3 separate regions of the Homo sapiens genome follow, and regions 1 and 2 are each linked to region 3. A link is an interaction called in ENCODE POLR2A ChIA-PET data of the cell type or tissue named here. Cell type or tissue: GM12878. All regions are shown on one strand. Each heading gives the region's core, and the rest is flanking DNA. Links, peaks and the distances in the headings are about the cores only.

Region 1 (3,070 bases), core at 361-2,860, 680 kb before region 3:
TCAACCAAGAAATCCAAGAGTGAAAGGGCAGTATCAGGTGAATATCAATGAATCACAGCAGTGTGGCTTTTCTGGTGGGCTGACAGTGTACTCTTAGTTACTAAGAAAAGAGATGAGGAAGGACAGGTGGCTGAAGAAGTATTAGAAGAATTGCCTCTAGTGAAATCCTATTTGCAGAGCAAAGAGAAATCCAATAACAAGTTAGCCCTTCCCATTTGGTGCAAACAGTAGTTTGGCCCAGGGACCTCCTTTGCTTTTTGCTCCACATTGTGGGCTCCAGCATCTACCTCAAGGTATATGTCAGTTTGCCAATGAGTAAACAGAAACTGCCAGCTCATATGATACGGACAAGCCCAGCCTGAAACCTAGGAGTCACTTCTCCGGTGGGAACTGCAGGAGGCACACAGACCCTGAAATTAAATGGTAACACCCATGTTCTCATACACCCTGGTCATGTATGAAAGGTCTTGCCCTTTCTCCATTGGCTAGAGCTAGTCACGGAAGGGTGGATACGTCTGCAGAATCTGCTTATCTGCTCCCCTGCTTCCACCTTTGTCCTCACCGCTCTCCCCGCACACTCCTTTCTTAACCCAGTATCCAGAGTGACTCTTTTATTTTTTGAGATGGAGTCTCACTCTGTCACCCAGGCTGGAGTGCAGTGGCACGATCTCAGCTCACTGCAACCTCTGCCTTCCAGGCTCCAGTGATTCTCCTGCCTCAGCCTCCTGAGTAGCTAGGATTACAGACATGCACCACCATGCCTGGCTAATTTTTGTGTTTTTAGTAGAGATGGAGTTTCACCATGTTGGCCAGGCTGGTCTCGAACTCCTGGCCTCAAGCGAGCTGCCTACCTTGGCCTCCTAAAGTGCTGGGATTGCAGGTGTGAGCTACCTCACCTGGCCAGAGTGACTTTTTTAAAACAGAAGTCAGCTCGTGTCAGTCCCCTGCCGAAAACTTTCTAGAGCTTCTCTATCTCACTCAAAAGCCAGTGAATGACTTTATTTCTAGTCCCATCACCTCTTTAACCTCGCCTGCTACCACACACATCCTTACTTCCTCTGCTTTAACCACACTCCTTTTCTTGATGGGGTGTGCCCAGCACATTCATACCACAGGGCCTTTGCACTGGCTGCCCCGATGCCTGAACCATCATCCCCAGACATCTCCATGCTTCACTCCTTCACCTCCTTCAAGTCTTTGCTCTGCCTCCTCCAGGTTAAAACAGCAATTCCTCCTTCCTGCCCGCATCCTCTGTCTCACTACCCTGCTTTCTCTCTGGTATTTATCGCTTTGTAGCATACTATGTAATTGTGTGACCTATTATCTGTCTCTCCCTGACTAGAATGTCTACTTCATTCATTGGTGTATCCCAAGCACATTAGAGGAGCGTCTGCCACAGAGTAGGTGCTCCATAAATACTTGTTGAATAAATGAATAAGACACACAGGCTTTTACACATTTCAAGCGTGACTGAATGCGTTTTACTCGAAATACAACCACGAACATACCTTTCTGAATGAGCATGGGTTTTCTCCCAGACCTCTCCCAGGAGGCTGCCATGTTTTCTGTGGTTTATTTTCTCTGCCACCACAAGTCCTTGATGGAGGCTGATGACTAAGTAACGTGCAAGGCAGGGCCAAATGTGGGGATGTCGCAATCGTTTCAGCACTTCCCCATTTCAGAGCTTCCCTGTTTCCAAATCAAAGCCTCCTCTTTGGCAATCTTTTTGTGATTTACATCTAAATGTGTAGCCCTCTGTTTGAACCATTTTGTGAATCGCATGCCCTACAGATAATTACACTTGACTGACTTATGTTACTATATTGTTTATCACCTTTTCTACTGTCATTTAATTATAATTAATGATTTTCTGAAAGTAACTGTCAAGACAAATTTTCTTAACTATCTCTTTTCACCTTTGAGGTTTCCACAAGTGCCAATTGCTGCTACAGGATTCCATTTAGATTGTTCTCAGCTGCAGAGCTCAATTAGGTATTTTTGTCTTGACCTGGCATGAAACGGAAGTGCTAGAGTCATTGTTTGAGTCTTTAATTTTTCCCCAGAACCTTTGTACAAATACTTGATCTTGCCTTTACAAAGTGGCAAAACAATTCTCTGATCTGTCATGTTTGTTTGCTAGCCCTGGCTTCGTTCTCTCCTTTGGACAATTACCTAGGTTTGGCAAAATTGCTTTTCGTGGCCTTTGGAGGCACAGTTCCCTCTCTGCGTTCATTTGCCTTGTTTAGATCCATAATTCACTGAAAAAGGCTTCCTCAGTTGCTGTTAGAATCCTGTGGCTACTAGGCTTGGGGACCCTAAAACCATCTTGAAGGTAGTACAGACTCCAGGAAGGTTCTTTGCAGTAAAAAAAAGGCAATAGTACATAAAGTCTGCTGAGGGTAGATGAAGAGCCTGGATTTAGTTATTTCTGACTATTGTCAGTCATGGTTTGTGGCTGATTTAGAATTATTTGGATTTTGGGTTTTTTTTTTTTGTTTGTTTCCTTCTAAATTGATTTGGAAGACATCATCACAATTTGTTGAGGAGTTCAAAAAATACACAGACAAATTATGCCTAATAAACAAAGAGCTAATGTTCATAGTTCTTTCTGCAAATCATCTTATTTCTTATCATATGCACTGAATGGGACATTAGAAATGAATAGGGGGGCCGGGTGCAGTGGCTCACGCCTGTAATCCCAGCACTTTGGGAGACTGAGGTGGGTGGATTGCTTGAGCCCAGGAGTTAAAAAGCAGCCTGGGCAACATGGCGAAAACCCTTCTCTATTAAAAAAAATTTTTTAAAGAAAAGAAAAAATGAATAGCATATAAATGTTAAATTAGACTTGTCTTTGGTAATATACTATATAGAGGGAGCTGGTGGTAATTATTTACTAAAATATAGAACCAGTAAATATGAATTAAATGGGTTTATAAACTAGACACATTGAAAGGACTTATTTTTCTTGCCCAGATACAGACTTTTTGTTTTTTTTTGAGATGGAGTCTTGCTGTTATCGCCCAGGCTGGAGTGCCATGGCATGATCTCGGCTCACTGCAACCTCCACCTC
Region 2 (3,070 bases), core at 361-2,860, 220 kb after region 3:
GAGACCAGCCTGGCCCATATGGCAAAACCCTGTCTCTACTACAAATACAAAAATTAACTGGGCATGGTAGCACATGTCTGTAATCCCAGCTACTCAGGAGGCTGAGGCATGAGAATTGCTTGAACCCGGGAGGCAGAGGTTGCAGTGAACCAAGATCACACCACTGCACTCCAGCCTGGGCTACGAAGCAAGACTCTGTCACCAAAAAAAAAAAAAAAAAAAAGAGGGAAGAAGCTATAGAAGTTAGCAATTTTCAAATCAACTATTTTATTAAGATATACATGAAGCATGCAAAATAGCACATAACGTTGAAGCTAATTTGAATGAGATAAAAAAAACATTATTGTCAACAACCAACAGTGAAGAACTCAAAGCGGTTCTAATGTATTTCCAAGGCCATCTCTCAGTGAAATGATATTGTCATTGTTACCATCATCACTGTAAAAATTCTTTCAAATAATGACTAGGTTCTAGTATATGCTATCTCAAATGTTAGTGAACAAAACCTAAGTCCCTGCCCACTTGGAGCTTACATTCTAGTGGGAAAAACTAAACACTGGAAGATTTTATCATTTAAGGACTAAATACAAAGTATATTGTTGTTTAACCTTTTTAAAACTTACTAGCTATGAACAAGTTAATTAACTACTTTGTACTCCAGTTTCATCCTCTGTCAACTAAGGATAAGATAGTTCCTCATAGGGTTCGCTGGTGAATTTAACGAATAAAGTATATAGAACAATGCCTGCCACACAGTAAATGCTAAATTTATCATTGTAATATGCTGACTCTTGATAATGATGTTGGGGCAGAAAATTTTAACCCAAAGCAAATACTGTATTTTTTAAAGAGAATAATTAACAATATTAGCCTCACTTCTATTTATTTTTTAAAAAATGCTCTAAAATAAAATTTAAATCCAAATCTCAAATAAGACAAATATAATTCTAAATGCCCCCTAAAGTTACAAGTAATTCTTATTGATATAAAAAAATTATTATTTGTTTCCTAGTCAAGCCACAACTGTTTTAGGAGCCCTGCTCATCATTGTCATGCATATGTAAAAGTGAAATTTAGTTCTTCCTAATTTAGTTGGAAATAATACTTTAAAAGCTTAACAGTTGCCATTATTTTCTCATAATTTAATATAAATGACTTATCTTTCCCCTATTATTCAAAGGCCTAAGAAATACACTCGATTTCTACCTTCTAGGCAGTTAAATTTTTTTTTTATTTTTTTGAGATGGAGTCTTGCTGTGTTGCCCAGCTCACTGCAACCTCTGACTCCTGGGTTCAAGGAATTCTCCTGCCTCAGCCTCCCAAGTAGCTGGGATTACAGGCGCCCGCCACCACGCCTGGCTAATTTTTTTGTATTTGTACTAGAGACAAGGTTTCATCATGTTGGCCAGGGTGGTCTCAAACTCCTGACCTCTGGTGATCCACCTGCCTCGGCTTCCCAAAGTGCTGGGATTACAGGTGTGAGCCACCGTGTTTTCTGAAGCTTATGGCACATAACAGTCCCAAAGCAGAAGTGACATGAAAACAAAGGGATTGGGAGAATAATGAAAAACTGAGGCCATGGAGACACATGTATGATCCTTACTAAAAACAAGTTCTAGACGAGCAGTATCCAATACAATATAATGTAAGCCACTATGTAAATTTAAAATTTTCTGATATCCACATTGAAAAGAGTACAAGATGGCCGGGCGCCGTGGCTCATGCCTGTAATCCCAGCACTTTGGGAGGCTGAGGCAGGCGGATCACCTGACGTCAGGAGTTCGAGACCAGCTGAGGCAGGAGAATCGCTTGAACCCGGGAGGCAGAGGTTGCAGTGAGTTGAGATCGTGCCACTGCACTCTAGCCTGGGCGACAAAGCAAGACTCTGTCTTGAAAATAAAAGATAAAAATAGTACAAGAGACTGGACATAGTGGCACACTCCTGTAAATCCCAGCTACTTGAAATTCTAAGGCAGGAGAACTGCTTGAACCCGAGAGGCGGAGGTTGCAGTGAGCAGAGATCACGCCACTGCACTCCACCGGACAACAGAGTGAGACTCTGTCTCAAAAAAAAAAAAAAAAAAAGAAGCTATAGCAGCTAGCAATTATTATTATTATTATTTTTTGAGACGGAGTCTCACTCTGTTGCCCAGGCTGGAGTGCAGTGGCGCAATCTCAGCTCACTGCAAACTCCACCTCTTGGGGGTTCAAGCGATCCTTCTGCCTTAGCCTCCTGAGTAGCTGCAATTATAGGCGCCCACCACCATGCCCGGCTAATTGCTGAATTTTTGGTAGAGATGGGGTTTCACCATGTTGGCCAGGCTGGTCTTGAACTCCTGACCTCAAGATCTACCAGCCTCAGCCTCCCAAAGTGCTGGGATTACAGGCTAAGCCACCACACCAGGCTGCAGCTAGCATTTTTTAAATCACACCTGTAATCCCAACACTTTGTGGGGCAAAGGAGGGAGGATCACTTGAGCCCAGGAGCTTAAGACCCGCCTGGGCCATATAGTGAAACTCCCATCTCTACAGCGTGGAAAAAAAACAAAAAAAACAAAAAACGTGTGTCTGTAATCCCAGCTATTCAGGAAGTTGAAGTGGGAGAATCACTTGAGCCCAAGAGGTCAAGGGTGCAGTAAGCTATGACTGTGCCACTACACACCAGCCTGTGTGACAGAGTGAGACTCCATCTCTTAAAAAAAAAAGTTAAGTTCTGGACTTCTGTCAAACTTTACTCAATCTACAATGAAGAGTAATTCAAGTCTGAATTTATCAATTCCATGAATATTTACTAAGTACTTGCTATTTGCAAGGCATTATAACAGATATTGGTAGTATAATGATCAACTAGAAATTTTCTCTAACCTGTATCAATAGTTATTTCATTCTAAGGTACTGAAGAACTAATTATATAATTTTTAAATGAAGTACAGGATACTATGAAGAACATTTAGCAGACAGAAAATCTAGAAAGTAAGAGGAAGCTTCCTTGAGGAAATTAGTTTTAAAAGACTTAACTTTAGGAAAAGCCAGCACTTAAGGCAGAGCGTACACGCTGTGCAAAATGGAG
Region 3 (3,070 bases), core at 364-2,863:
CTGCCTCAGTCTTTCAAGTAGCTGAGACTACTGGTACGTGCTACCATACCCAGCTAATTTTTAAATCTTTAGTAGAAATGGGGTCTTGCAGTTGTTGCCCAGGCTAGTCTTGCATTCCTTGTCTCAAGGCATCCTCCCTCCTTGTCTTTCCAAATTGCTAAGATCATGGGAGTGAGCCACCATTCCTGGCTTATGTGCAAATTTTTGTGTGGACATTGCCATTATTTGGATAAGGTTTGTCCTCACCAAAACTTATGTTGAAGTTTGGTTCTCATTGCAGCAGTGTTGGGAATTGGGGCCTACTGGGAGGTGTTCCATCATGGGGCCAGTCCCTCATGAATAGATAATGCCATCTTGTGAGAGTGAGTTCTCACTCTTCTGGGACTGGATTAGTTACCCAAAAAGTGGGTTCTTATAAACAAGCTTGGTCCAACTCACAGCCCGTGGGTCACATGTGACCCAGGATGGCTTTGAATGTGGCCCAACACACATTCATAAACTTTCTTAAAACATTATGAGACTATTGTGCAATTTTTTTTGTTTGTTTTAAGGTTATTAGCTATCATTAGTGTTAGTGTACTTTATGTGTGGTCCAAGACAATTCTTCTTCCAGTGTGGCCCAGGGAAGCCAAAGGATTGGACACTACTGTTAGAAAGCAGGTTTACTCCCTCATGTTTATTTCATGTTTCCTCTCTCTTTTTTTTCCCCCCTTTCAGACAGTCTCTCTCTCACCCAGACTGGAGTGCAGTGGCATGATCTTGGCTCACTGCAGCCTCCGCCTCCCGGTTCAAGTTATCTGCCTCAGTCTCCTGAGTAGCTGGGAGTACAGGCACATGCCACCATCCCAGGCTAATTTTTTGTATTTTTAGTAGAGATGGGGTTTCACAATGTTAGCTAGGCTGGTCTTGAGCTCTTGACCTCAAGTGGTCCGCCAGCATCACCCTCCCAAATTGCTGGGATTACAGGCGTGAACCACCATGCCTGGTCATGTTTGTTTAATTTCTTTGTCAGATTATTCATTCCAAGTGTATAGAAATAGGATTTTTAAAAAACATATTTTAATTAATTTTTTTTTCTCAATAGAGATAGGGTCTTCCTGTGTTGCCCAGGCTGATCTCGAACTCATGGGCCTGAAGTAATTCCCCTCACCTCATCCCCTCACAGTGCTGGTTTTACAGATGTGAGCCACCACTTCCAGCCTATAGTAGTCCTTTATGATCAGTTTTATTTATTTCTCTTTTTCCCAAGACACAAGTCTTGCTGCAACGCCCAGGCTGGAGTGCAGTGGTGCAATCTTGGCTCACTGCAATCCACACCTCCTGGGTTGAAGCGATTCTCCTGCCTCAGCCTCCCAAGTAGCTAGGATTACAGGTGCCCGCCACGCCTGACTGATTTTTTGTATTTTTAGTAGAGACAGGGTTTCACCATATTGCCCAGGCTGGTCTCGAACTCCTGACCTCAAGTGATCCGCTTGTCTTGGCCTCCCAAAGTTCTGGGATTACAGGCATGAGCCACCACGCCTGGCCAATGGGTTTTATTTCTGTAAGGTAATTAGTAACATGTCTATTTTCATTCTGAATGTAGTAATTTGGTCTTTTTTTCTTGGTCAGTCTAGCTGAAAAGTCGTCAGTTTTGTTGATGTTTTCAAAGAACCAGCTTTTTGTTTCCCTTTCTCTAGCTGCCATCATGTTCTTCTGGGTGGTAATATTTTTGGCAACTGATATAGGAAGGCGATGCCCACTTCTGCTTCTCTGCCACTGTCTGCTTTTTCCCACCACCCGTTTCTCATCGTGCCTGTAGGGGAATTTCCCTATACTTACTGTTGATTTTCCTCTAAACTCTCACTGCTCCTGCCATAATTAATTCCATCTGCCTTTTTCCCACATATGTACGCTTGTCTGCTTGAATCTCTTTTCCTTTCCTTTTTTTTTCTTTCTTTTTTTTTTTTTATTGAGATGAAGTCTCACTCCATCACCCAGGTTTGAGTGCAGTGATGTGATCTCAGCTCACTGTAACCTCTGCCTCCTGGGTTCAAGCGATTCTCCTGCCTCAACCTCCCAAGTATATGGGATTACAGACACCTGCCACCATGCCCAGCTAATTTTTGTGTTTTTAGTAGAGACGAGGTTTCGCCTTGTTGGCCAGGCTGGTCTCGAACTCCTGACCTCAAGTGATCCCCCCCTCCCTCCACGGCCTCCCAAAGTGCTAGGATTACAGGCGTGAGCCACTGCGCCTGTCCTGCTTTTTTTTCTTTCAACTCTTAATCCGTTTAACCTTAGAAAAACTGCTGTGTTTTATTTTATTTTTGAGCAAAAACACCTTACATAATGTTTGATCATTTTAAGCATAAGGCAAACGATTTACCTTTATGAAGGAAAAGGAAAGCCAGAGTACTTGACATTCAGTTAATGGATTAAGAGATCTATTAAGTTGCTAGATGCTCCCATCTAAATTTTCTACTGTAGTCTTCATCTAACTAAATTGTGACAAAGTAGGCTTTTTGAGTTTGCCTGGGAACATAATCACTTAGTAGTTATAACTAATACAGTACAGTTTTTATAGTATAATGTGTGTATTTCAGTAGTCATTTGGGGAAGCATTCCTCCTACTATACTATATGTAACATATAGGTAAGAGTACTAAGCAGTGAGTGACTAGCTACATTGCCTGCATTTAATTTTTTTTTTTTTTTTTTTTTTTGAGGCAGTCTCGCTCTGTCGCCCAGGCTGGAGTGCAATGGCGTGATCTCTGCTCACTGCAAGCTCCACTTCCCGGGTTCATGCCATTCTCCTGCCTCAGCCTCCCTAGTAGCTGGAACTATAGGCGCCTGCCACCACGCCTGGCTAATTTTTTGTATTTTTAGTAGAGACGGGGGTTTCACCATGTTAGCCAGGATGGTCTCGATCTCCTGACCTCATGATCCGCCCACCTTGGCCTTCCAAAGTGCTGGGATTACAGGTGTGAGCCACTGCACCCGGCCGCCTGCATTTAGATTTTTATGCCCTTGGACAACTTATTTGGCCTGTTTCCTCATCTGTTAAACGGGGGTATTAATAATAATGCTTCTCA

Evidence for each region. ChIA-PET counts read pairs that join two places held together with the same protein. Peaks named below come from ENCODE experiments on the same cell type or tissue, not always from the same donor. Only the 100,000 strongest peaks of a DNase experiment are listed, where the experiment ranks them.
Region 1: POLR2A ChIA-PET joins it to region 3 with 6 read pairs; 1 of 35 experiments calls an interaction of 5 or more read pairs at or near these places.
Region 2: POLR2A ChIA-PET joins it to region 3 with 7 read pairs; 6 of 35 experiments call an interaction of 5 or more read pairs at or near these places.

What each region holds. Positions count from the first base shown.
Region 1 is chr4:40,620,432-40,623,501 of GRCh38, reverse strand. All of the region lies in intron 1 of RBM47 (RNA binding motif protein 47), which reads left to right. Among named protein-coding and RNA genes, the nearest start is that of RBM47, 7.9 kb to the left of the region's middle. RefSeq lists silencers at 4-53, 1,374-1,453. In GM12878, for the core only: a CTCF peak has its summit at 409; DNase peaks (open chromatin) are centred at 381, 1,051, 1,591 and 1,991; H3K4me3 peaks cover 1,854 bases; H3K27ac peaks cover 2,470 bases.
Region 2 is chr4:39,729,826-39,732,895 of GRCh38, reverse strand. All of the region lies in intron 1 of UBE2K (ubiquitin conjugating enzyme E2 K), which reads right to left. Among named protein-coding and RNA genes, the nearest start is that of UBE2K, 33 kb to the right of the region's middle. In GM12878, for the core only: no CTCF peak of the experiment used is centred there; no DNase peak of the experiment used is centred there.
Region 3 is chr4:39,945,090-39,948,159 of GRCh38, reverse strand. All of the region lies in intron 2 of PDS5A (PDS5 cohesin associated factor A), which reads left to right. Among named protein-coding and RNA genes, the nearest start is that of PDS5A, 31 kb to the left of the region's middle. In GM12878, for the core only: no CTCF peak of the experiment used is centred there; a DNase peak (open chromatin) is centred at 1,699; H3K4me3 peaks cover 776 bases; H3K27ac peaks cover 2,260 bases.